3 separate regions of the Mus musculus genome follow, and all the other regions are linked to region 1. The links are chromatin loops, found by intact Hi-C in ENCODE. Cell type or tissue: left cerebral cortex. All regions are shown on one strand.

What was found. A loop is a pair of places that touch in the nucleus more often than their neighbours do. Peaks named below come from ENCODE experiments on the same cell type or tissue, not always from the same donor. Only the 100,000 strongest peaks of a DNase experiment are listed, where the experiment ranks them.
Region 2: a loop joins it to region 1, with 9 times the contacts of the local background. A loop is called at or near these places in 7 of 42 quality-filtered maps.
Region 3: it touches region 1 in a loop (2.7-fold over the local background); 2 of 42 quality-filtered maps call a loop at or near these places.

What each region holds. Positions count from the first base shown.
Region 1 is chr8:93,806,646-93,814,645 of GRCm38, reverse strand. Gnao1 (guanine nucleotide binding protein, alpha O) reads right to left here and starts at 3,808. Exons shown (of 9, transcript NM_010308.3): 1 at 3,193-3,808; 2 at 2,953-2,995. The coding sequence starts at 3,310. It overlaps 4930488L21Rik (RIKEN cDNA 4930488L21 gene), which reads left to right and starts at 1,091. Exons shown (of 1, transcript NR_026888.1): 1 at 1,091-2,952. In left cerebral cortex, no CTCF peak of the experiment used is centred here; DNase peaks (open chromatin) are centred at 3,218, 4,018, 4,290, 6,627 and 6 more places; H3K4me3 peaks cover 4,663 bases; H3K27ac peaks cover 4,943 bases.
Region 2 is chr8:93,587,329-93,595,328 of GRCm38, reverse strand. It overlaps Gm26843 (a long non-coding RNA gene), which reads left to right. Exons shown (of 10, transcript XR_003947433.1): 9 at 7,000-7,121. Among named protein-coding and RNA genes, the nearest start is that of Ces5a, 55 kb to the right of the region's middle. In left cerebral cortex, a CTCF peak has its summit at 3,293 (motif pointing left); a DNase peak (open chromatin) is centred at 3,281; H3K27ac peaks cover 774 bases.
Region 3 is chr8:94,202,508-94,210,507 of GRCm38, reverse strand. No RefSeq gene overlaps it. Among named protein-coding and RNA genes, the nearest start is that of Nup93, 8.1 kb to the left of the region's middle. In left cerebral cortex, a CTCF peak has its summit at 4,539 (motif pointing right); DNase peaks (open chromatin) are centred at 567, 1,314, 4,033, 4,557 and 1 more place; H3K27ac peaks cover 1,538 bases.

The DNA.
Region 1 (8,000 bases):
ATCTGAATTAACTTACACATATGGCCTGACGGGCTCGTCACCAATCATATTGCACAGGGAAACAGGAAATTGCTTTCTGCAAATGCTACCGAGGCTTTCTGGGCTGGCCCCACCCAGAAAGTACAATCTTCCCCGGCTACAAATGACTCTCACTCAAGTGGTGATCTCAAAACCCATCTCTGGAAGTGAGGACTCCAAAGAATCTGTCACCGGGATACAGTGACACCAACCTCACATTTTGTGGTTAATAAAACAAGTCCTGCATTCGGCTTGGCACAAGTCCCTGATCTGATTTATTTCAGGCTCAGCTCATAGGAAAAACTGCCATTCATGAATGCTTCAGGAGGGCAGGTCAGCTGGGTTTTTTGTGGCACAACTGGCGTGCTCACACCCATTTCTGGTGGACATTCTGATCAAACCTAGCCGATTTCCTAAAGAGATCTGGCACGTTTTGTTCTTAAAGGGAAACAAACAAACAAAAAAAAAATCAATTACAAAAAAAAAATCTCAGTTTTGACAGGCAGTTTTCACAGAAAAGGTGTTTGTGGGAATAGAGAAAGGAAGAAATGCAGGAAAAGAGAAAAATGTTCTGATTTCCGATTAAATAGAATCAAACATCGGACACTTCACCCCATCTTCCTCAGTGCAACCCAATATAAGTCAGACGCACAGGACTTTCCTCAGAATGTCTCCTCAGTCTTCCTTTAAGATTTCGTGCCCCAGGACTTAATCAGGAATTTCCATTCTAAAGTGGCACACGGATCTCCTCAGAGAGCTAAGCTTTCTTTGAATAAAAAAGGCAAGTTGCCCTTTTGGGGACTCGATACGTATTTTTAAACCTCTTATTAAATCAACCTAATTTATGAGGCATGTTCAGGAAGAGCAGGTAGCAAGCTGCTTTGGTGGATGCAAAGTTTCTTTGCCATCCCCTCCCACACCCCCAATTCCACCTCCTTTGCCCTCCTCCTGCCGAGGGTTTCCGAATGTCTTCGGGGCCTTTCCGAAGCCGCCGAAGCCGCTCGGCCCTCTCCGCTTGGACCCCGACTGTGCTCCGAACACTGTCGAGATCCTCCGAGCCCCGCTCCCAGGTCAGGCCGAGCGGAGCCGAACACCGCCGAGCCAAGCTCAGCCCCATCGACTTTTCCAGCCTCGGCTGGGCGCTGTCCACCACTTACAACGCCTGAAACCTCACCCTGGCTCAGGAGGCCGAGGCTTCTACCGGACTCCCGGCCTGCCACAGTGGATTACAGACTTGTGAAGTTTCGAAACCTGCCCCTAAGGAGAAAGAGGTGGCGCGGTTTGCATTTCCCGACACGCGAGGGCTCCAGGCAGATGCAACATGCACCTTGTTGCAAAGAGCAATTCCCCAGGCCCCGCCTCCCCATCCATTTGGACTGCACAAGCCCCAGAGAAACCCCAGGCCAAATTACTGGTGGCTCAGAAGGGTGAGGCTAGCCGAAGGGGCCTGTGAGAAGAAAGCCCCCGGGAGCTCTCGAACGCAAATAAGAACATGCCAAGCAGATGGGAGAAACTGTCTCCTAGTCGCTGCTCCCTACCATCATGGCGCCGCCTGGAACTCGCTTGTCATGCCTGTTACACATGCAAGAATTTTTGCTTCTTGGTTTTGAAACCACAAGCACGATTTGTCTCCCACCCACCTTCCCTCGAAAGGGGCTTTTATTTTCCATTGTTTTCCTACGGGATGCAATTACTTCGGCTATTCTGTCAAGTTGAAAAATAATCATTTTTGTTTACAGCACAGCAACCTCTAATTAGGAGCTGTGTGTGCACGAAGGTGTCACAGCAAAGCGACATGGAATCCTCGCTAAACGGTCCTAACGAACTCCTCCGTCCCGAACTGACAGGCCAACGGAAACAGGGCCAGGAGGCCCGGAAGGCACGCACCCGTTCCCTGCCGGCCACCCCTCCCCAGGCAGAGCTGCCTGGAGGCTCACCGGGAACCGTGGAGTGGATGGGGCAAGAAGCAAGCCAGAGAGGAGGAAGGACGGGCGAGGCTCCTAAGTGGGGAAATGTGGAAAGGAAGGAATATCCCATTTTGTTTTAATTTTCAACCATCACTCAAATCCACCCCCAGTTAATTAGGAGGGGAAACTGATATCTAAGGCAGAAAGGGGGCGGTGGCAAGTAGGGCCTGAAATCCGCATTGAAGGTAGAATACAGAGTGTAAATACAACGATAAAGGCTACACAGTGACTGGAACCTGCGGGTGTCAGAAGAGCAAAGGCTGGAGGGCCAGGGAGGAGAGGGGCTGGAGGGCAGATGAAACTGGCTTTTAGCCCCACAGACCCTCCCACCTCTGCCTTGGATAAGGCTGTGTCTGTCACATCCGCTTGGAAACCCATCCTTTCTCCCCAGTGCACGCCCCCTCCCCTAACCCTTGCTCGCTTTGGGGGGGGGGGTCGTCTAAGCCACAGCCACCAGGAATTCAGCACCAAACTCGTGAACAGCAAACACTTGATCCTCCACCCCAATCTGCTAGGGCTGGGTCCCCTCCATGTTTTAGTCAAGTTCAAAATCACTGCCTCAAGAGAAGCAGGGGGAAGTGGGATTCGAGGGGTGGGGTGGAGGAGGAGGGGAAAGAAGATGAGGCAGAGACAGAAATGGAGGCAGTGAAACACGAAATACTCCACGAGCAAGAGTTATGATCATAAGCACGCCAATAGTGTGATGTTCTGATCAATATGGCGGACACTGTCATTCATACAACTAGAGGCGCTCTCATTCCCTCCCCGCAAACACCGACCCCAGGAGTTGGGGTGGGGGACCCAGAACCAACGTAGGGAGTGGGGGAGGGGAGGCAACCTCGGGTTTCTTCTGTGTGTGCGCGAATTAAAAACCAGGCCTGGAGAGCAAATATGGGTGAGCAAGATAATAAAAACGATATAAATTATTCTTAATAAAAGTACAAATCCCAATGACACAGGGACTTACTTCATCTGCTTCACAATGGTGCTTTTTCCTGATTCTCCAGCCCCTGTTGGGACACACAGAGGGGGGGAAACTGGTGAGTGTCAGCTCATGGAAATGGGAAGGGGGCTTCAAGGCATGCACAGGGTGGGCGCTCCTGGGCACAAGGTGTTGCCAACTCAGGGACCAGATTTCCCAGGGCGCAAGTCGGGTTGGGAACTGTGGCGGGGGTCGAGGGGCGGGGGTGGCTACCCAGGTCCTTACCCAGCAGGAGTAATTTCACGTCTTTGGCGGCGCTGATGCCATCTTCTTTGAGGTTTTTCTCAATCGCCTTGCTCCGCTCGAGGGCGGCTCTCTCCTCTGCGCTCAGCGTACATCCCATGGTGGCCCCTTCCCTGCCACAGCCCGCACGACTAGGCTGGCACGACTCCCCGGGTCGGCGCGCCCCCCACCCCCCCACAGAGCAGAGCCTGGGCTCAAAGGGGAGAAAATCACGATATCCTCTCCTTGGCTGGGAACAAAATTGTCGAAAGACCAGAATCCCCCCAAAAGGACAGCCTCTATTAAGATTCCAGCGGCGAAGATTAGCGGCGGCTGGCTGGGGTCTGGGGGTGTCGAGGTGAGGGTAGCCGGGGTCTGGGGCTCCGGAGCCGAGAGAGGAGGCGCCCGCGGGCCCGGGAGGCGCGGGTTGCAGGCACCGAGGCTAGTGCACGACCCAAAATAAATAAAATAGGAGTCGAGGCTGGATCCGCAGCCGGAGCCGGCGGAGGGTGGGGTGGGGGGCAGGGTGGGTCCTTCTGCCGCGGCTGCCGGAGGCGGAGGAGGAGGAGGCGGAGGCGGAGAAGGTGGAGGCGGCGGTGGCGCGGGGTGTGGAGGGAGTGAGTTAGGGGGTGCCGCTAGTGCATGTGCATCGCCGCTCCTCGGCCGTCGATGCGTCCGCGGCGCCTTCTCCGACCCCCGCGCGCGGGGCAGGGCTGGGCAGAGGGCCGGGCCGGGGGTGGGGGGTGCAGCTCTCTCTAGCGGGAGGCGGCGTCGCCGGGGCCCAGAACTCGCATCGCTCGGCGGAGCGGACAGGAGACGGGGAGAGCGCGAGGGAGCCGCGGCCAGCGGGGAGCGCGAGAAGAGGCGGGCAGGGAGGGCAGGGCACGCGCGCGCGCGCCGGGGCGGGCGGGGAGGGGGGGGGCGAGGCGAGCGCAGCTCTCGAGTGCGCCTGGTCCTGCGCAGCGCTCCGCCAGCCGCCCGCTGACGTCAGCAGGGCCGCGCGCCGGGGGCCCCGGGGACGGCGCGGGCGGGGGCGGCGCGCATGCCCGCGGGACGCGTCAGACAAGCGGGCGCGCGCGCGCGGCGCCGCCCACTCTCGGGTCCCCCTCCCCCCGCGGCTCCCGGAGCGTGCCGGGCTGGGGAGGGCGGGGCCTGGGGCCGGGCGCGCGCCTGCGCCCCACCCCGCCCCACCCCGGCGGGTCTCGCGCGCCCGGCCCGCCTCCTGTCAACCCCAGCGCGGCGGTCAGGTGGTCCCCAGCCCTGGGCCTGAGCCTCCAGCTTCCTGGTCCCTCGGGCTCTGGGTCGTGTCTCCGGCAGATCGCCTTACCGATTGTTCTCCTTCGCGGCTGGAGGTGTAGCCCCTAGTCGAGCTATGGTGCCTCCGCAGATGTGAGGAGGTAGTGGGTCAGGATAAACCCGCTCACTCCATAATAACGCGCTGGGGCTCAGTGACGGATTTGGGTCCGCATTTATTGAGCATCTAGTGTCTAGAGACTGGGCTAGTAGAGAGGAAAGTAGCAGGCAGAGAAGAGGCAAGGCCTGCTCCGCAGGAGTTTTTGCCTCCCTTAGCCAATGTGAGCCTTACCGCGAGATGCCCACAACCTCTGTCGCTAGAGATGGTTACCATCCTAGGATGGCTTGATGCCAAAGGCCCAGGGACAGTCTTTCATGAAAGCCTCTAGCAAATACTTGTTCCCTTAAATTTTTCTCTATATGATGAATCGATGGCCTCCCTTGGTTCTTGAATTCTTGTATCCCCAGAACATAATCCGGTAAAAATGAATTCTTCATAGGTTTGTGATAAGAGATTTTTTTTCTTCCTTTCATCTTAAAATAACAAACTACTAGAAGAAATACACCCTTCATATCTTCTCAGATAGTCAGAAACCAGGGTCAGTTATTCAGCAAACAGCGAACCCAGCACTGGGGAAAACAGTAGACAGTTGCCAAAGATCGGTCATGTTCTGGGTGGTCTCAGAGCCTGAAGACATTAATTCTTACTGCACAAAATAGTTTTACAATCAGTTCCACCAGTCAGCCCCAGGGGCCTTCCTAGATGGAGGAGCCAACAGGCAAGACTGCCCAGGATAAAGACAGGCAAGGGGCCAGTGGAAAACACTTTCTTTTTTCGTAACAGTTGGGCATTTCTGTGACTCTGAAAGTAAACTTGTTTGCTTCATTTCAGCAATGGAGAGAAAATCCTATTTTGGAAATGTCACTCAGCATAAAAATATATTTGCAAGGGGGAAAAGGGGCAATTAAGACCCACTCAGAAGAAAATATTTTTTCTCCTGCATGTTTTTTTTTCATAAGTTTGGTGTTTCCCAATGTATGTTTGTCTCATTCGACAAATGTCTGTGTCAAAAGTATATGTAATATAATTGGAATATTTAAATTTGAGTCATACCTACCTATTCTAGGAAACCGACAAAAAATTCTATAGATTTATTTTATACAGCACATAAATAATCCCTCCTCTATTTTCTTTCCTCTTTGTGTTGGGTGGGGAAACTATTAGAAGATGAATCTGGTTTGGCTTAAAAATCAAGTATCATTAAACTTGTCCTTCCAGATCGAAAACAGAGATCTCAGGTGCCCAATATTCTATAGACCTTGCTTCCTGCAGAGGTTGCTGGGGACAGTTGCCTAGATCTACTGTGAACCAGATTCAGAAAAAAATTTCACTGCCATTTGTACAAGACTGCATTTGATGGACCGAAGGTAAGGATCACCGTTTCACTCTGCCCTGGGACAGGGCGGTGGCGGTGGCGGTGGTGGTGGTGGTGGTGGCGGTGGTGGTGGTGGCGGTGGCAATACCCTAGTAAATATATTTAGTGTTCTTTCATATCAAGTGATTTTCAAGTGAAGGCCTTATGTTCCTGGTGGCATTCTGGTTGTGTATGGGAAGATGCAGCCATCCTTGACTTTTAAGTGCCTGGCCTTCCTCCTTGCTATCAGTCCTGATATGGCAGACGTATAAGCCTCTGTGTTTTGAGTTTTTCTTCGTTCCCCCAGTACTTGACCTACTGACTATGTATGTAAGATTATGTTCCAGCACTGTGGAGGTATTTCAGATTTGCCTACTCTGTTTTCCTCTTCTTCCTTCTTCTTCTTCCGTCTTCTTCTTCCTTCTTCTTCTTTTCTTCTTCTTCTTCTTCTTCTTCTTCTTCTTCTTCTTCTTCTTCTTCTTCTTCTTCTTCTTCTTCTTCTTCTTCCTCCTTCTCCTTCTCCTTTTCTCCTTCTCCTTCTCCTTCTCCTTCTCCTTCTTCTCCTCCTTTTCCCTCTTCTTCTCCTTTTTCTGGGTCACTTTGCATCATTATGGCTGAGTTCCATAAAAGACTAATAATAATTCACTTCATCTGTATAGTGCTTTACAGCTTACGGAGCACTTTTACAAAAATTCCCCCATGTGATCCTCCCACATAAACCTCAGTTAGGTACTAGTGTGGGAAGCATCATGGATGAGTGGAAAGAGCCTAGACCAGGAAGACAGATTGATAAGAGAAAACTTCTGAGATGTCCTACATTTGATTACAAAGGGCCAGGGGACATGAGAGAAGAGAAATGATATAGGATGTTATTTGGGTAGCAAGCTACAGGCTCCCAAAAGACCATTTTTCTGTTCTTGAATGTACATTAAAAAGCTTCATTCAATGCTGCTCTGACTGCCTAGGCACCAGTCTATGCCCCTTGCATCATTAACCAACCCAGAAGTCCTGCCTTTTTCTCTTTGATCTCCCATCACAAAGGCTTCATTGCTTCAGGTAAACCCACCCTTGTTATCAGTAGCCAGTGTAAACTCAGTGTACATAGTATGTATGCAGCAATGTTTTCCGTGTAAAGTACTCTGCCCTTTTAGATATGGGGAACTAGCTATTCACCCACTTTGGCGGTTGTAGAATTTCTCCCTAGCCTCTTCAATAGCTTCAATAAACCCCTTTATTTCAGAAAGTTCTTGCAAGGCCTTGGGCATTTTGGTTTAATAAGATGCAGTCTGGTATCCATTTTACAGATGAGCAAGCTGAGCCCTCACACAGGGGCATGAATAAATTATTAATGGTCAATAAACTTATTAATGAGTCAGCGAGTCTTTGCTGTTTTGCGAACTGTTGAAAACAGCACATTATATACATACATAAAGAATTCTCAGATCAGAAAGCCAAAATCTCAAACCCAGTCATATTTTGATTCCTCCAAAGGTATAAGTAATAAAAAAATCCTTTGACTATATTAAATTGCTACACAATTAATTCCTGTGGAAACGAAGAAATTAGAGTTCTAACATTAGGAGCTAGGATTCCTAGACCAAGGCCAGTTTCCCTTTGGTTTTGTTTTATATGATTCTCAGAATTATATTTTTTCTGATGAAATTTTTTTTATCAGAAAACAGTTCTCACCCCATCCTTAGTCAAATGTTCATCATGCTACACACACACTATGCATCATATTTTGGAAGCCACTTGGAATATCTTCCATAGTCCATGAGAGGAATGTCAGCAAAGGCTGCAGAAAGCTGCTCTGCTTCCAGAGAGTAGTGATCCCCAGCTCTCAGTTAACCAGCATGGTGGGCTTTGGGTAGATACTCACTTTCTTTTCTCTTTATCTATGTCTCTAAAAATGTCCCCAGTTGACATTTTTTCCCTGGCATGTTTTCGCACACGTCTCTCAGACCACTACCACCATGGCTCTCAAACATTATTATCTATAGAATTACCTGAGATGCTTTAAAGTTACATTTAAAAATTAAATTTAGAGTTCCACTTCTGGAATACACTCAGTAAACCTGAGGTGGAACCTGAGGATTGTCTTTT
Region 2 (8,000 bases), 220 kb after region 1:
GCATATCTGCTTTTGTGGTGCTAGGATTAAACAAAGGCCGCTGTTGATACTGGTCAAACACTTTGCCTCTGAGTTACACCCAACCCCTTGATAGTTTATTTCATCAAGTTGGAATAGCTCTTCCCTAGCTCCTTTCATCTTCACCTTAACTCATAATTATCCTCGGAGTACATTGTTTTAATTAGAATTGGCATAAATACATTTTCCACTCTTTTAGTGAGGTTTTGCTTTGTATATGACTAATAAGCCACATTTAGCTGTATTTTATATTAAGATTCTACTTTAACAATCTCTGTCACTCAGTAGGAATTTTGACCCATTCACACTTACTGAAACACTTCCTTCTGTCAGTGTTGAGCACATTTTATTCATATTAAGTTGTGTTCTCGTACATTTAACCCATCGTAAAAGGCTGATGCACTTTGAGCTATTGACCTATGCTGACTTGTGTCCAGTTTCTCTCTGGTGAAAATATTAAAATCCGTTATTTTTTCTTTTATTTCTTGCTTTCTGACAGGATTATCCTTCTTCTCTGTCTGAGCATTTACATCCTTATATACCTTAGGATTTTAGTTAGAATTTTCTTTTAGGACTTTTTAAAAATTTTATTTTTTACAATTTGTATATTTTAATTAAGATCTGGGTACAGTGCTCCCCCCTTCCATCCTCCAGCCCTTCCTGTGCATTTCAGTTTGTCACTGTCCTTGGTTTCTCTGCAGCTTACATGTTTTGTTTTGTCTTTTTTTTCTCTCCAGCCTCTTTCTAATTTTATATGGTCTCATCGTGTCTTAGAATTTTTTGTCATGTGCCTGAAACCAGAAAGAGAATCACCAGGCTGGCAAGATTGTTCTGTGATACTATTTGATGAGTCTGCAAACAGGAGGGGAGCAAGGGCTGGAAAGATGTCCAGGAGGGCACTGCAGTGGGACTGGGGCTGGTTTGTGTTGTGCTCTGAGTCACCAGGTATTGGGGTAGTTGTTATGTGTTGTTATTACATCAATTGCTGACTGATACAGCAGTCTTTCAGCCCAGGCAGGGATATTAACTCTTCACACATTACTTCCTTAACCCAAAGGCTTGGTTTAGCGATATAAAGGTCAGGTCTGGTTCTGGTGAGTGAGGTTATTTCCGGGGCCTGAGATAGAGACTGTGGCAGGAAGAAGACAAACAATCAAAAAAACCAACCAAACAAACAAAAAACACAAGACAATCAAAAGACAAAACAAAACAAAACCAAAAACAAACAAACCAAAAAAATCAATCAACCAACCAACCAACCAACTAACCAACCAACTAACCAACCAACCCAAATACACCACCCAGCAAACTGTGCTCATTTAATGCTTTCTGATAACTTTAATTAGGAACAGCAAAGAAAGATTTCGATCAGAAGACAGAGGACTGGGCTAGGTGGTGCCTGGGGGCTTCTTTGTTGTTTGTTTGTTTGTTTCTATGAAGATTTCCATGGAGATATAGGGGTCAGTCATCCTGCCCCAGGGTCTGAAATACCATCTGAACTCAGGGATTCTCAAAATCTCCACTAGGGCAGTGGAAGAAATGATAGCTTCCAGATGAGCAATATGGAAGCCAGGAGTCAAGTCTGACTGAAGTATCCTGATCTGTATGTTAGGAAATCAGGGAGAAGCTGTCCGGCTTCCTTCCCACCCAGAGAAAGGATGGATCTTAAGGAGCGCTCTGGCTATTGAGTTTCCTTTGCTTAAGTGAATTCCAAATGCTGCTGAAAATTCCATTCATTATTTAAGCCATCTCAGCTCCCCTGAGAACTTAAGTGCCCAGCAGGAAGGAAGGCATTTTCACATGCTTGTGGGCTGGGGAGGCTCGAGGAGCTGGGCTGGAGGCAGAGGGCAGGTTTGCAGAGTCTGTAGAGTTGGGCCAAGAGTCCATCCAGTGGTGGTGGTGGGATCGACTGGGACAGGGCTGGGAGCCATGACAACCACCCAGGGTGGTACCCTAACTTTCTGATCCTTTAGAATCATCTGATTCACTTGCTAAAAAAATTAGATTGCTAGGCAGATGTGGTTTCAGCGGATCTGTATTGGGGTCCAAAGACCGACACTTTTAGGTTACCCCCCCCCAGGTCATTTAGGTAACTAGGCAGGCATGGCAAATACTGACCAATTAAACTGTCTTTGCTTTAGGGGTGCTGCTGCTTCAGGTTCAACAAACAGTGAATTCCATCACAGGGCCTCAGTGAGCACCGGATCTAACTACAGAACAAACCCACTGAGATCTGAATGGCATGGGTTGAGGTGGCCGAATTGTAGCCACATTGGAACTTATAGGTTCCCGGAGTGTTTGATGCCCCCTTGCCTTTGGCAGCCCAATTTCTCTTTGTAGGAAGAGCAGATGGGGGGAGGGGGCGAGTCCCTGGAAGCACACAGAGCAGGGCTCAAACACTGCCTTATTGTAGGGCCATAGGGAAGCTACTGATCTCAGGGCCATTAATATGAACCTTATTTCAAATGATGCTTCTGCACCTAGTAAGAACACTTATTAGACAGCTTGTTAGCACTGACCAACTGTTTGAGAGGACACTGTCTGAGGAGGAAGGATGTGTTTTAGCTCATAGTTCTAGAAGGTTCAGCCGATGGTTGATGGTTGTGTGGTCCCAAGGACTTTGTTCTGAGCATGGTGATGGCTAGAATGTATGAGGAGGAAGCTGTACACCTCCTGATAGACAGGAAGCAGAGAGAAAGCAAGGGGCTGGTACCAGTATAACCTTTAAAGGCATTTCCCAGTGACCTACTACTTGGGGAGAGGGGGAGGAGCTCCCTAAATAGTGCCACCAGCTGAGGACCAAGCATTTAACAAACACAGGAGCCTGTGGGAGACATTTTATATTCAAATCACTTCAGTGCTCAGTAAATAACTACTCCATTCTAAGTGGTATTAGCCAGTAAGTACTTGGTGAAGGAAACCGATTAAAATGTAAGGCAAGAGCTACATTTTAAGTATGACTGTGAGCGTGATGGGGCAGGCAGCAAGAAGCCTCGGGAAGGGAAACCTGCACACAGGGAAAAGTAGGCAGGGCTGCTGCTGCCAAGCCCAGGGTCTGGGAATTGCATGTCTGATTTCAGGTCGAACATTTAGTGTTGAAATGCACAGGAGCCAGGAAGCTTCCTAGCATTGTTGCCTGTAATAAAGAAAAATCCAGACGTAACCTGCTGTTTCGATTAGAAGTGATGTAACAAGCAGGCTTTGGCCTAGTTTTCTCCAAGCAGGCAGGTCCCCTGGCTCTTCCCACACCCTTTTCTTTGTCAAGTGACGGCTACTGCCACCTAGTGGTAAAGACGGCACTGCACCGGCATGGAGAAAGATGCTCTGGGCCTGGGGAGAGGCTTTATCCAGGCAGACAAACCAAATAAATCCCCCCAAGTCTCTCTCTCTCTCTCTCTCTCTCTCTCTCTCTCTCTCTCTCTCTCTCTCTCTCTCTCTCTTAACCCTCCCCCCTCCTGCCCACACAACACAGTGAGACTGCCTGATTCCTTATCTCTCCTTGGACACGGGATTGGAAGATGATCAATCAAGGATATACAGAGGCGAGTCTCTTTCAGCCCAATGGCACCTCATTTTTCCTTTGGTCTAAGAAATGCTAGTATGAGAGGTTATAGCAGAATACTAAACCTGCAGCCACAAATGCTTACAGAAAACCCCTCCGGTCCAGGCTCCTTGCATTGCAGGTGAGGAAACTGACACTCAAAGATGGGGAACGCCTAGGGTGACGTCAAAGATGGGGAATGCCTAGGATGACGTCACTTGGTGGCTGGCGGCAGACCTTGACTTTAGCCTGTCCCTTCCCAGTCCTCTTTCTCTCATGCACACTCAGCATTAGTAGCTATGTCGGGAGTCTCTTAGCGCTTGGCAAGCGTGAAAACGGGAAATTTCAAACGAGGAAGGAAGCCACACCTGTTCATGCTTTGGCATTTCCGGCGGCTGCCGTTCTCAAACGTTTCAGGGAAACTACGCAGAATTTGAATTTATGGACAGAGTCAAGTAATGGAAACTGCGGAGAATGATATTTACTGTGCCCCTTGGGCAAACTTGCAACACCCGAGAGCGAGGGAGATGCAGCTTGGAAACCAAGGCAATATGTGAGGGACTTCAGATGTGGGGTCCCAGCTCCTACTTTCTTGCGGTCCTCTGGCCAAAGCTTGGGGTGTGGCTCTGGGAATCACGCTGGCCTTTGGATCTTCTAGGTTCTGTGTTTGTAAAACCATCTCTGGGTTCTTAGGAAGAACCAATGAGAGTACTGGAGAATGGGTAAAGTGATTTGCACAACGCACTGTATCCACAAATGGCTTATTTCCTTTTTCATGACTGAGTTTAGTTAATAGTCACCAGATGCTTGTGTCTCTTAAGTGGCGCGTGCCAGGCTGATTGTAATCATCTTAAACCAAAACCCGAGATAGAGCATCCTCAATGGGAGACCACGCTCTGCTCTCCTCTCAGGGTTTCCAGTCCGGCTCACCACTGTGAGCACGTGATCCCTAGAAGCATACATTCAGAAGAAACTGTCAAACAGTTGCCTGAGACAGCTGCATCATTTAGTATTCATTTAATAGAGGCATGGCAGTGCCCTTTGGCCCACAGACTCCATATTTGTGTTGCCAGTGTTTTCCATGATAATCATTAATGGTGGGTAAGGATTCACACCCACAGCTAAAATGCCATGGATTTAATTGTGTCTTATTAATCTTATTAATAATCTTCCTTTGTGAGGTAGCCTCCATGCTCTTACCCACTTTTAAAAAAGCTGTCCTGATATTTTATTATTGATTTGTCGGAGCTCTTTATATATTTGATACAACTTTGTCAGGTATACAGTTTTACAACTCATTCTCCAAATTTGAGGTTTCCTACTTCATTGTCCAGATGATGTCTTCTTAAAAGCACGGATTAAAAAAAAAAAGAACTAAGTCCCGTGATCTACTGTTTTGATTCACATTTAGGGTTCTTTTAATGTTCTCAGATCATCTTTGTTCAGGCTCAGACTGCAGGTATTTATTTCCCCTGGCGTTTTCTTTGGGAAGTTTCATGGTTTTCAGCTTTGTGCTTAGGCCGGTGATCTGCCTGAAGTTATTTTCATGGGTAGAGAAGGGGGACTCAGGATTCCACACGGATGAGAGTCCTTCGAGCATCACTTGTCAAAAACATTTTCTTATCCCCACTGAGCTGGCTTAACACTTTGGGAGTTGATTTTTAAGATAAAATCTTTTTAAAGTAATAGAGGAAAAAAAAGCTTGTGCTAAGTAAATTAAATGGAAACCAAGGCTATACAGGTCACAGCAGCACCAACTATTCAGGAGTTATACAATCCCATGGGTTTTAACTCCTGTATAGATTCATATATCCACTGCCATAATCAAATGCAGAAGAGTCCGATGTCCTCAAACCTCCTTCACACTGTCTTCATGTCAGCCTGTGGCTGACACATACCCCCTAGACTAAACATGGAACATTACAGTAGCCCGTGACCCATGTGCCCGCTGATTGACCCACATTGCCTAGATTACTGAACATACAGTAGCTCCCAAGATCAGGGCATAAGAGGCATTAACTAAAGAACTCTTAGCCTGATCGATCTATTGTATTCCTTTTAAATTTTTAGTTTTTACAGTAGCTTTATTGTGCTCTTCCAAAAGATTTATCTTTGTTTCCTTTTAAGTGTCTGTTTGTCACATGTGTAGGTGCCCATGAGGACTTTCTGTGGGTGCTGGGAGCTGAACTCAGGTCCTCTGGAAGAGCTCAGAGCTGCTGAGCAGTCTCTCTAGCCTTCTCTTCATACTGTGCTCTTTTCTTTCTGATTTTTTGGGGTTAGTCTGTTTTGTTTTGTTTTAAATTTCTTGTAGACTCCCAGGCTACCTCTTTGAGATGCTTCTTCTTCCTAACACACACACATCTAAGGAGACAACATCCATCAACCCTACACTCCCCAGGTTTTAGATGCCTTTTGCCAACTTGGGTATGCTGTATGTCAATTTCAATTCACTTCAAGTATTTTCCAATTTCTTTTTGACAGTCTTTTTTTCCTTCCTTCCTTCCTTCCTTCCTTCCTTCCTTCCTTCCTTCCTTCCTTCCTTCCTTCCTTCCTTCCTTCTTTTTCTTCCTTCCTTCCTTTCTTCTTTTCCTTCCTTCCTTCCTTCCTTCCTTCCTTCCTTCCTCCCTTCCTCTCTTCCTTCCTTCCTCTCTTCCTCCCTCCCTCCCTCCCTCCCTCCCTCCCTCCCTCCCTCCCTTCCTCTCTCCCTCTCTTATCTTTCTTACTGATAATCCAAATAAATTCTGCTACAGCTTGGAATGTATTTGATGTGGCCGTTATTCTGAACTGGTTAGTGTGTGTTCCAAGATCCATGCCTCTGGCTTCCACTGGCATGAGCTTAATGCACTCTTAAAAAGAATGCATCTTTTCCCTTGTTAGGGAGAACGTTACTGTAACCACTCATGGGAGCTATCCATTTGTTGAAGATTTTTTTATTTTCTTCATATTTAAAATCAGACTCTCCTCTGATTTTATTTATTATGTTTTGAAAAGATTTTTTCATATAATATATTTTAATCATTTCCCCTCCCCAAATTTCTCTGAGATCCTTTTTTTGTACCTCTCTACCCACCCCCACACTGTTTCTTCTCTCTCTCTCTCTCTCTCTCTCTCTCTCTCTCTCTCTCTCACTCTTTCCCTTTCATGTCATTCCTGACGTCAGTAGATGTTTCTTACATTTTTGGCTTTTAAACCAAACCAAACCAAGCCAGATCGGACAACGAACCATTTTCTCCAAGTTAGCCAAAATTAGTTGGTATTTCTATCATTTCATATAAAGGAGTCTCAGTCTCCTTGACTGCATCTGTGTGTTTTAAGTTTCCTTTCAACTCCGTAAGTTTCCCAGCCAGGATTCCAGGAATCCATTGCCTTCTTTAAGCCTGAGAATAGCGCTCACTTCCTTGAAAGGGCAAATAACTTATTTCATGGTTCTCCAAACACAGTTGTCCTTGGAGAATCTCAGCATGAACAGTGAGCAGAGAGAGAAGCTGGCGAGGTTGACATGAAAGGCGAGCGGTGCTCCAGGGCCTATTATCGATGGCCAGAACTCATCCTACTTTGAAAGGTAAGACAGTGTCCAGTGATGGACCGAAAGGATGGCTGCTCCCTCTTTTGCTGGTACCTACAAAATCTACATTGCTGGCAGCTCAGAGATGATGACGTGTATTTACTCATGGGACTCAATATTCAAAAAGAGGGAAATGATTTGAAGTGGAGGGGGAAAAGACAACAGGAATGGGAAAAGGAATATAGTTTCTCCATCGTATTTTGCTATATCTGTTAAAATTAAATTAAAATCTTAAATTATGGGAAAGGTGACTTGTTTGGTGCATAGGTGTAGCATGTGCCTAGCAGATTATTAGGAGCCGGGGACCATAGGGATAGTTTTGCTGATGGAGAGGAGGGCCCTTGGGGGATGACTCTTCTCAAGGTCATGTGGGGAATTAACTGCAGAGTAGCAGCTATGCTCTGCAGCAGATCTTCCTGCCGTGGATATTCCCCTGTGGTACAGTCACTTCCTTCTGTCACTCTTCCCTCAGGCAGTCCCTGAGGTACAAGTGAGTTTTTGTCAGGCAAGGTCTGAGGTGTGAAGGTGTTGGCAGCATCATCAGGGGAGGGTGGGGGGTAGGGGAGGGGGTGGGTTGAGCGCTTCCATGTCCTACACTGTGTTGGGAAGAACTTGGCAGCCCAATCAATGGTCCATGCCTTCCAGGAGTTCCCAGCCCAGGGAGAGTGAGACTCAGAGGCACATGCTACTTAGGGCTATGGTTGGACTAGTGTTATGCTCCTGGCAGGATAAGTCAAAGAAGGGGATGCCCAGCCCTGCTGGGGACAGCGGCTGGTTAGAGAGACTTCTCCAGAAGGGTAAGGTCTCATGTTAGATCTTGAAGTACACTCTGAGGTTTCCATGTTAGTGGGGCATGTTACCGAATCCGAGTCAGGC
Region 3 (8,000 bases), 400 kb before region 1:
TCTCACAGAATGTGAAGGAAAAGAATGAAGACACAAACGGAAGATTCCATTAGCATAGAGTTCACACCAGGCAAAGCTAATTGCTAATCTGTGGTGATGGATGTCAGGATGGTGTCTATTTTGGAGTGGAAAGGGGGAGTTGGCTGGGAAGGGAAGGAGGAATCTTCTCAGATCTGAAAATGTTCTGCCTCTTAATCTGGCTGCCGAGCACATGGGGGTATTCACTTTTTAAAAATGTATTAAGCTGCACATTTAAGATCTGTGCATTTCGCCATGAATATATTATTCATTACACTTCAATAAAATAGCTGTGGAGTTTGAAATCGTTTTTGGTGACCCAAAACTCATCGAACGCCGCCTCCCCGCCCCCCCCCCGCCCCCACTGTTCGAAGTCCGCAATTCTGATTTCCCGTTTTGCTATCCCGCCACCCCCCATTATGTACTAAGCCCCTTATGGAGTACAAAGCTAGAAATACTTTGTAAAGGACAGACAGACACCTCCCCCACCACACCGATTGCTCTCCTATCTCAAGCTGCTGCTGCCAGAAATGATTTCATAGTGGGTGGCAGCAAATTACATAAAGCTTTGTGATCGGCGGCTGAGCCATCAGCCGTATTCTCCAAGAGACATTAAAAGCTTAGAAGGGAAGGCACCAGCTTTGCCCTCTGCATGGGTTTAATTTCAACTTGTACAAAAGGTGATTCGACATTATCAAGGATGGCAAATTGGCTTCTGCTGGAGCAGGAGCTCCTGGCAAGGCAGCAGGCATGCCAGGAAGCTGGTGTGAAGGATGCCAAGAGCAAGTCCGGCCTCAGTGGAAGGCTGTTAGGAGCAGGCCATACTGCCTAGGACATTTGAGTTTGGGATAATCAGTTGAATCACTGAGGAACCTTGCTTGCTCAACTATTAGCAGTCCAGCAGTAAGGTGCGTGTCTGGTTGATTGACTCAGGTCTTTCCATACCTACGATTTGCCATCCTTAGTGCAGACTTAGCCTAAAGAGAAGAAGGAAGGCTGTGTCTGGTTGAAGAGAGCTGACAGTCCCTACTCCATAATGCAAATCACATCTTCGGATGCTGTCAAACCTGACAGAGCCTAAGATACCTAAAGCTGTTCTCTCCAACTGGGATCTGTTAAAGAGCAGACCCAAGAGTCTGCAAGTCGATAAATACCATAGGAATCAACAATTGAGCACCAACTCTGTGCAATGTTCTGGGACGAGAGGCCTCTACAAGAATTGTCCTCGTGCAACACATACAGTGGCTGTTGGGGAGTGGCATCAGTAATGGTCTCATTTCACCAGTGCTGTAAAAGCAGGCAAACGGGGGGTTTACGTTTCTTCAAGGCCATATGTTGAGCTCATTGCAGAAGAATGAGTCAATGGAGACCAGGGCCATGTGTCCTGTATTAATCCCAACACACCGACTCTTACCTTATACTAACGCTAATACCCCGGCACAACAGAGGCCGCCACAGTTCAAAGGCAACAAGTATGAGTCAGAGAACTGCCTTTCTCATTCTTTTCCAGAGGGAACAGAAAATTGTACAGAAATAGCTAGCTCCAGAAAACTAGCAACCTCTTAAACACACACACACACACACGCACGCACGCACGCACGCACGTAAGTACGTATGTACATTACCACCCAAGACCCAGCCATTCTGCCACTACATATTTACTTACCTAAGAGACAGGGGCACGGGAATGTGTTTACACAGAAATGCTTCTATCAAAATGTACATAGCAGCTTTATTCATAACAACTCAAAACTGGAAACAGCTAGTTTTCCATGGTCCATCAACAAGAACTGAAGGGGTGTGTGGACGGTGGCATGGCTATACAGATTGCTGCCTGGTGGGTCTCCTAAACCGCTGTCGGCCCAGAGCCAGACGTATAAGAGCAATAATGTGAGACCCCAGTTACATCAAGCTGAGGAACACACCTCGCTGGTCTGCAGTGAAAGGGTTGGGAATAGTCTTTCCTAGAAATGTTGATGTGATGAAGAGAGCCTTGTGGTGAGCATGCGCGTACAGCAGTCCACATATGCAAAACTGTACTGAGCTGCATGGTAGGATTCGTGCGTTTTATGGCATGAAATTGTTTCTCAGTAAAATCTGGTTCATCGGGCTGGAGAGAGGACTCAGCGGGTAAGAGCACTGACTGCTCTTCCAGAGGTTCCAAGTTCAATTCCCAGCAACCACCTGGTGGCTCACAACCATCTGTAATGGGATCCGATGCCCTCTTCTGCTGGGTCTGAAGACAGCGACAGTGTATCCATGTAAATAAAATAAATAAGTCTTTAAAAAAAAATCCAGTTCAGTATAGACTTGGGCTAAGGCCATAGCTCAGGCAGGGGTTGTGTGCCTTCCCAGTCTGCCCAAGGCCCTGCTGACACTGCAAAGATCATCAAATGAGGCAATAGAATTTACATGCATTCTTAAAAAAAATCTATTTATTGTTTTATACCTAAGTACACTGTAGCTGTCTTCAGACACGCCTTAAGAGGGTGTCAGATCCCATTACAGATGGTTGTGAGCCACCAGGTGGTTGCTGGGATTTGAACAGCGCTGTGAAGGGTAGGGTTTTTTTTTTTTTCTTCCAAATATCTAGTTGTTTTATTTGTTATTAAATATATTGATGGTTGGTTGGAAAAGAAAAAATGGGGGAGGGGAGGGAACCCGATCATCCCACACATGTCTCCTTTGCTGCTGTGTAGAGACACTCTGCCAATGTCTGTCAACTTTGTTTATGTCAGATTGGGCAATTTGTCACTGATGCTGAATCTGCCAAAAAGAAACATGAACTAGATTGACAAGGCTTGGAGCCTTTCTCTCTCTCTCTCTCTCTCTCTCTCTCTCTCCCTCTCTCTCTTTTCATTATTCCAGATTTGGGGGGAAAAATGTTGTTTCCCCGACAGGAAGGCTCATCTGTGGGTAAAACATGAACCAAGGGAGCTTGGGAGATGTGATTTTGGGTTTTGTGGAAACTTTTATCTCCAGGGGACTCTGCCTTCTTGATTGGCTCAAATTACCCTCCATTTTCAATTGTGTTCTTTCCACAGAGCTGTCTGTTTTGAGGCCCACCTGGCTATGTTGTGGGCTATGTTGTGGGCTATGTTGTGGGCTATGTTGTGGGCTATGTTGTGGGCTATGTTGTGGGCTATGTTGTGGGCTATGTTGTGGGCTATGTTGTGGGCTATGTTGTGGGCTATGTTGTGGGCTATGTTGTGGGCTATGTTGTGGGCTATGTTGTGGGCTATGTTGTGGGCTATGTTGTGGGCTATGTTGTGGTTGACTATTTGCAGCTGATGTTTCAAGGGGGAAAAATGACAAAAGGAAAGTATCTCCAAGAAGCAAAGGAAAAAACAACAAAAAACAAAACAGGGCTAGACTGTAGCCATCACTGTACTCAGAAATCAAAGAACTTAATTCTATAAATCCAGCATTTAGGAGGCTGAGGCAGTAGGACTGCCAGGAGTTCAGGGCCAGCCTGGGACTACAACATTAGACCCTGCCTTGAAGAAGAAGGGGGAAGGGGAGGAGGAACAGGAGGAAGGAGAGGAGGAGGAGGGAGAGGAGGAAGAAAAGTAATCGCTTCTGCAAAGCATAGTTTTGTTTTGTTTTTTTAAGATACTTTCTTTATTTACATTTCAAATGTTATCCCCTTTCCTGGTTTCCCCTCGGAAAACCCCCATCCCCTCCCCCCACCCTCTGCTCACCAACCCACCCACTCCAGCTTCCTGGCCCTGGCATTCCACAAGGCATAGTTTTATAAGCCTTTAATCCTGGCACTCAAGAGACAGAGACAGAGGCAGAGGGTCCAACTTAGTCTACATAATGAGTTCCATGCCCTCTGGGGCCACAGAGACCCTGTCTCAAAAAACGAAATAAAATGTATTAGCCAGGGTACTCTAAAGGAACAGAACTTATGGAATGAATGAATATATACGCGCGCGCGTGTGTGTGTGTGTGTGTGTGTGTGTGTGTGTGTGTGTGTGAATGTGTATAACTCCATCTGGTCTTACATTTAATCCTCTCTCCTTGTCCTTCTGAGTTCTGGGATCACAGCCATGCACCACCACATTCAGTAGGAAGTTAGCTCCACACAGAGTAGGTATTCTTATAAGAATAGCCATAAGCTACTGGGAAGGGGCATTATGTTAACAACATAGGGTGCTGAGGGTGCAGCTCGCTGGGAGAGTGCGTGTATGTGCAAGGTCCTGGGTTCAAGTTCCAGTGAAGGAAGGGAGGGAGGGAGGGAGGGAGGCAGGCAGGCAGGCAGGCAGGCAGGCAGGTAGGCAGGCAGGCTGACTGGCTGGCTAGCTGGCTGAAACCACAGCCTTGTATACAGTAGGCACTCAAAAATATTAGTTGTTTTTATTTCTGCCAAAGCCTGTTTTTACAGATCTATAGAGCTGAGTAGGAAAAGAAGCTTCCCCACCTCACTCACTAGGACAAAACTGTCAAACATCCTACAAGCTTCCCTAGTGTCCACGGAGGTCTTAGCCCTGGAAGGCCGCAGTGTGGCAGTTCAGCTTTCTGTCCATTAGGGGGTGCTCAAGGACTGCTAGCGGAGGATGGACCTTGGAACTCCAGCCAGCCACACTCCAGCCAGCATTGAAGGCAGGGGCAAGACTTTTAAACAGAACAGGGCACTAGCATTTGAACCAAACAGGGACAACAAGCCTGAGTGGCACGCAGTGTTAGAGGGAACCAGCTCTTCTGTAGGTTCTCTTCCTGGTGGTCAGTCATTTCAGCTCGGCTGTGACATCTAAACCTTTTCCAACCTCGCTGGCTATGAGAGATGAGTGATAAACTCCGGCCACAGGCAGATTCAGAGCCACCGGGAGTCAGAGTTGACCCATATGCAAGCTCACACTCTCTGAAGGCTGTGATATCGGGAGACTGGGGTAGCAGTCCGTGAGTTCAAGAGCAGCCTGGAGCTATATAGTGAGCGTAGGCCAGCGTAGGCAGCTTGTTGAGATCCTGTCTCAAAAAAAAAAAAAAAAAAAAAAAAAAAAAAATTAAACAAAACAAAATAAAGCCGGAGCAGGCTTAAGGCATTCCCATTGAGGCAACCCAAGCTAGCCCTGAACTATCAATCAAGAGATCACCTTGAACTCCAGTTCCTCCCACCTTACCTCACAGTGCTTGGCTTTAACTGGGCTGGCCCCGTGGGTAGTTCTACCTACTGACAACAGCAAAAAGGGTTCTTTGCTCTCTTGCTCTATGATCAAGGCTATTTATAACAGAAAGAGTCTAAATGGGAGCTTGCTTATCGTTTCAGAGGGTGAGTCCCTGACCATCATGTCGAGGAGCAGGCTGCAGGCTTGGTGCTGTAGAAGCAGCTGAAAGCTCATATCTTGGGACAACCACCACAGGGCAGAGAAGGATGCTAATTTGGGAATGGTGTGTGTCCAATCAATGAAAAACACAAGTTCAGGGTTTACTCCTGCTCAGCTTTAACCAGGGCGGCCCACTGAGTAATTACTCCTGCCAGCAACAGCAGCTCCCGCAGCTCTATCTAGCCATCTTTTCCAACAGTCTACATTTTTAAAGATTTGAGTTCTTACAGCCAACTTGCCAGAAAACCAAACACACAGTATGTGGTATGGTAAAAGAGTATGGCTTGCAGTCTTGAATGTCTTTCTGTCTGCCCAGCAGTGGGATGGCAGCAGGCAAGGCTGTGCAGGTCAGGCCTCATTCTTCTGAGAAGGAAAATGCTACACTCCCCCTCCCCCGTAACACGGACAGGGTTTCTCTCTGTAGTCCTGGCTGTCCTGGAACTAGCTCTGTAGACCAGGCTGGCCTTGAACGCACAGAGATCTGCCTGCTTCTGCCTCCAGAGCCCTGAGATTTATAAAAGCGTGTGCCACCGTCACCCAGCACCTGACCTCGACAAAAACAGCAGCCAGGACTCTACCCTGTTCCCTCTTCTGCAGCAATTTGGCTTTTCCCAAAGGTTGGCACACCTGCCAAAGCCTGCAGTGATCTCCTCTCTGCTTTCTGTTTCAAAAAGAAAGCCACATAAAATATTATTTTTTCATAGGTGCCCACAGAACCAGACAAGAAAGGAATTCACCAGTGAGATGGAAAAATACAGACACAAAGCCAAATTTGTTATGTAACTCTAATTTTTAAAAGTATTCTATTCGAGAGGTCCTGAGTCTTATCTCAGCATGGCAGAAAAAGAATGGGAAATGAACAAAAGAAAAGCTGTCTACATTCCCAGAGAGCACAGAAACGATCTGCAGGAATGCTAAGTGCTTACCTGGCAAGGGCCGGAAGTAGCAGCCAGGGGTAGAGCTAGCTGCTTATGAGAAGTGGAGACCAACTGGACTGTTTGAATTTTTCACAAGAATGTATTCATGTATTCTGCATAATTAAAAATTAATAACATCTAAAATACTCTCCATGAACATACACTGATGCTAGCTAGGAATCTCCATGGATGGGAGATGGTCTTAGTTCTTTCCTATAATTTATGAGTCTCCTGCCGTGAGCATTTATGACTTGAGCTATCAAAGTTGGGGGAGGCTGGAGGAGAGATGAGGAAAGGGGCTGAGGTATAAGTTGGTTGCAGAGTACTTTCCTACCATTGCTTTCATGTAGGGGGGAAACTCTGGGCTGCAGCCCAGCAGTGATAAAAATAAATATATAAAAGTACAATTAAGCTGAACATGGTCATGCACACCTTTAATGGCAGAGCTTGAAGGCAAAGGCAAAAGCAGGCAGATCTCTGTGAGTTTGAGGCCAGCCTGCCTGGGCTACAAGCAAGTTCCAGACCAGCCAGGGCTACCTAGCAAGACCTTATCTCAAATAAATAAGTTTTAAAAAGAAGAATGAAACTCTCCCACTCTCTTGTAACATAGAGTCCATGGTGTCTAGAGTCTACTCTCCCAGGCCTCACTGCAGGTTTCCTGGTTCCCAGCTCTTCTCCATGGCCAGTCGCTCCCTTCTGCTCCCTTCTTGGTGTTCTTTAAGCTCAGGAAAAGCCCCCATAGTAGGTGCAGACCACGTTGGCCCACAGGAGTGGAATGTGGGCATCCTTGGCTTGTGCTTGTCAATCACTCTCCTTTGTTCAACTGCCCCCTGGAAGCCTTCCTGCTCCTCCATGGGTAATGAGAAACATTGCTAGAATTTACATTGTTCTGAGTGTGTTACAAAGGAAACGGACCATCCTGGGATACAAAGTGTAGTTCGAAGCCAATCTTGGGCAATTTAATGAGACCTTGTCCCAAAATGTAAAGGTTTACCTAGCATGTTTGAGGTCTTGGATTCGATTGCCAGCACTGAAAAAAATAAGTAAATAAATAAATTTAAAAAAAAAAAAAAGAATACATCCTTTCCTTCCCACCCCTGCCTCCCCAGAGTGCCACCACCAGTGTTTGTCCTCATGGAGATGTGTTTAATAAGGTTCCATTGTGCTGGATGGTGGTGGCTCATGCCTTTCGTTCCAGCACTTGGGAGGCAGAAGCAGGCATATCTTGAGAGTTCAAGGCCAGCCTGATCTACAAAGCAAGTTCCAGGACAGCCAGAGCTACATGGAGAAACCCTGTCTCAGGGGGGAAAAAAAAAAAAAACCATAAACAAAACCAACCAAACCAACAAACAAACAAAAAGACTCCACTGTGTGTCTGGCTTTGTTCTCTAGTGGCTAGCAAGTGATATCCACAGGCCTGGGGTCCAGGCCAGAAGGCTAAGGCGCCACACCTGGTAGAAGACCCAGAACTGGGATTAACCCCTGTCTCAGTCGGATTTCTGAGTTCGAGACCAGCCTGGTCTACAAAGTGAGTTCCAGGATAGCCATGGCTATACAGAGAAACCCTGTCTCGGGAGAAAAAAAAAGAAAAGAAAAGAAAAAAAAAAAGAAACCAAGATTGAAAGTTATTACATTGTTTTGCACACTAACTCAAAAACAAGAACAAAAACAAACAAACCAAAAATACCAGAATGTTTTGATGAAGTTACAAAACACCTCTTTCTGCCGTTATACAATG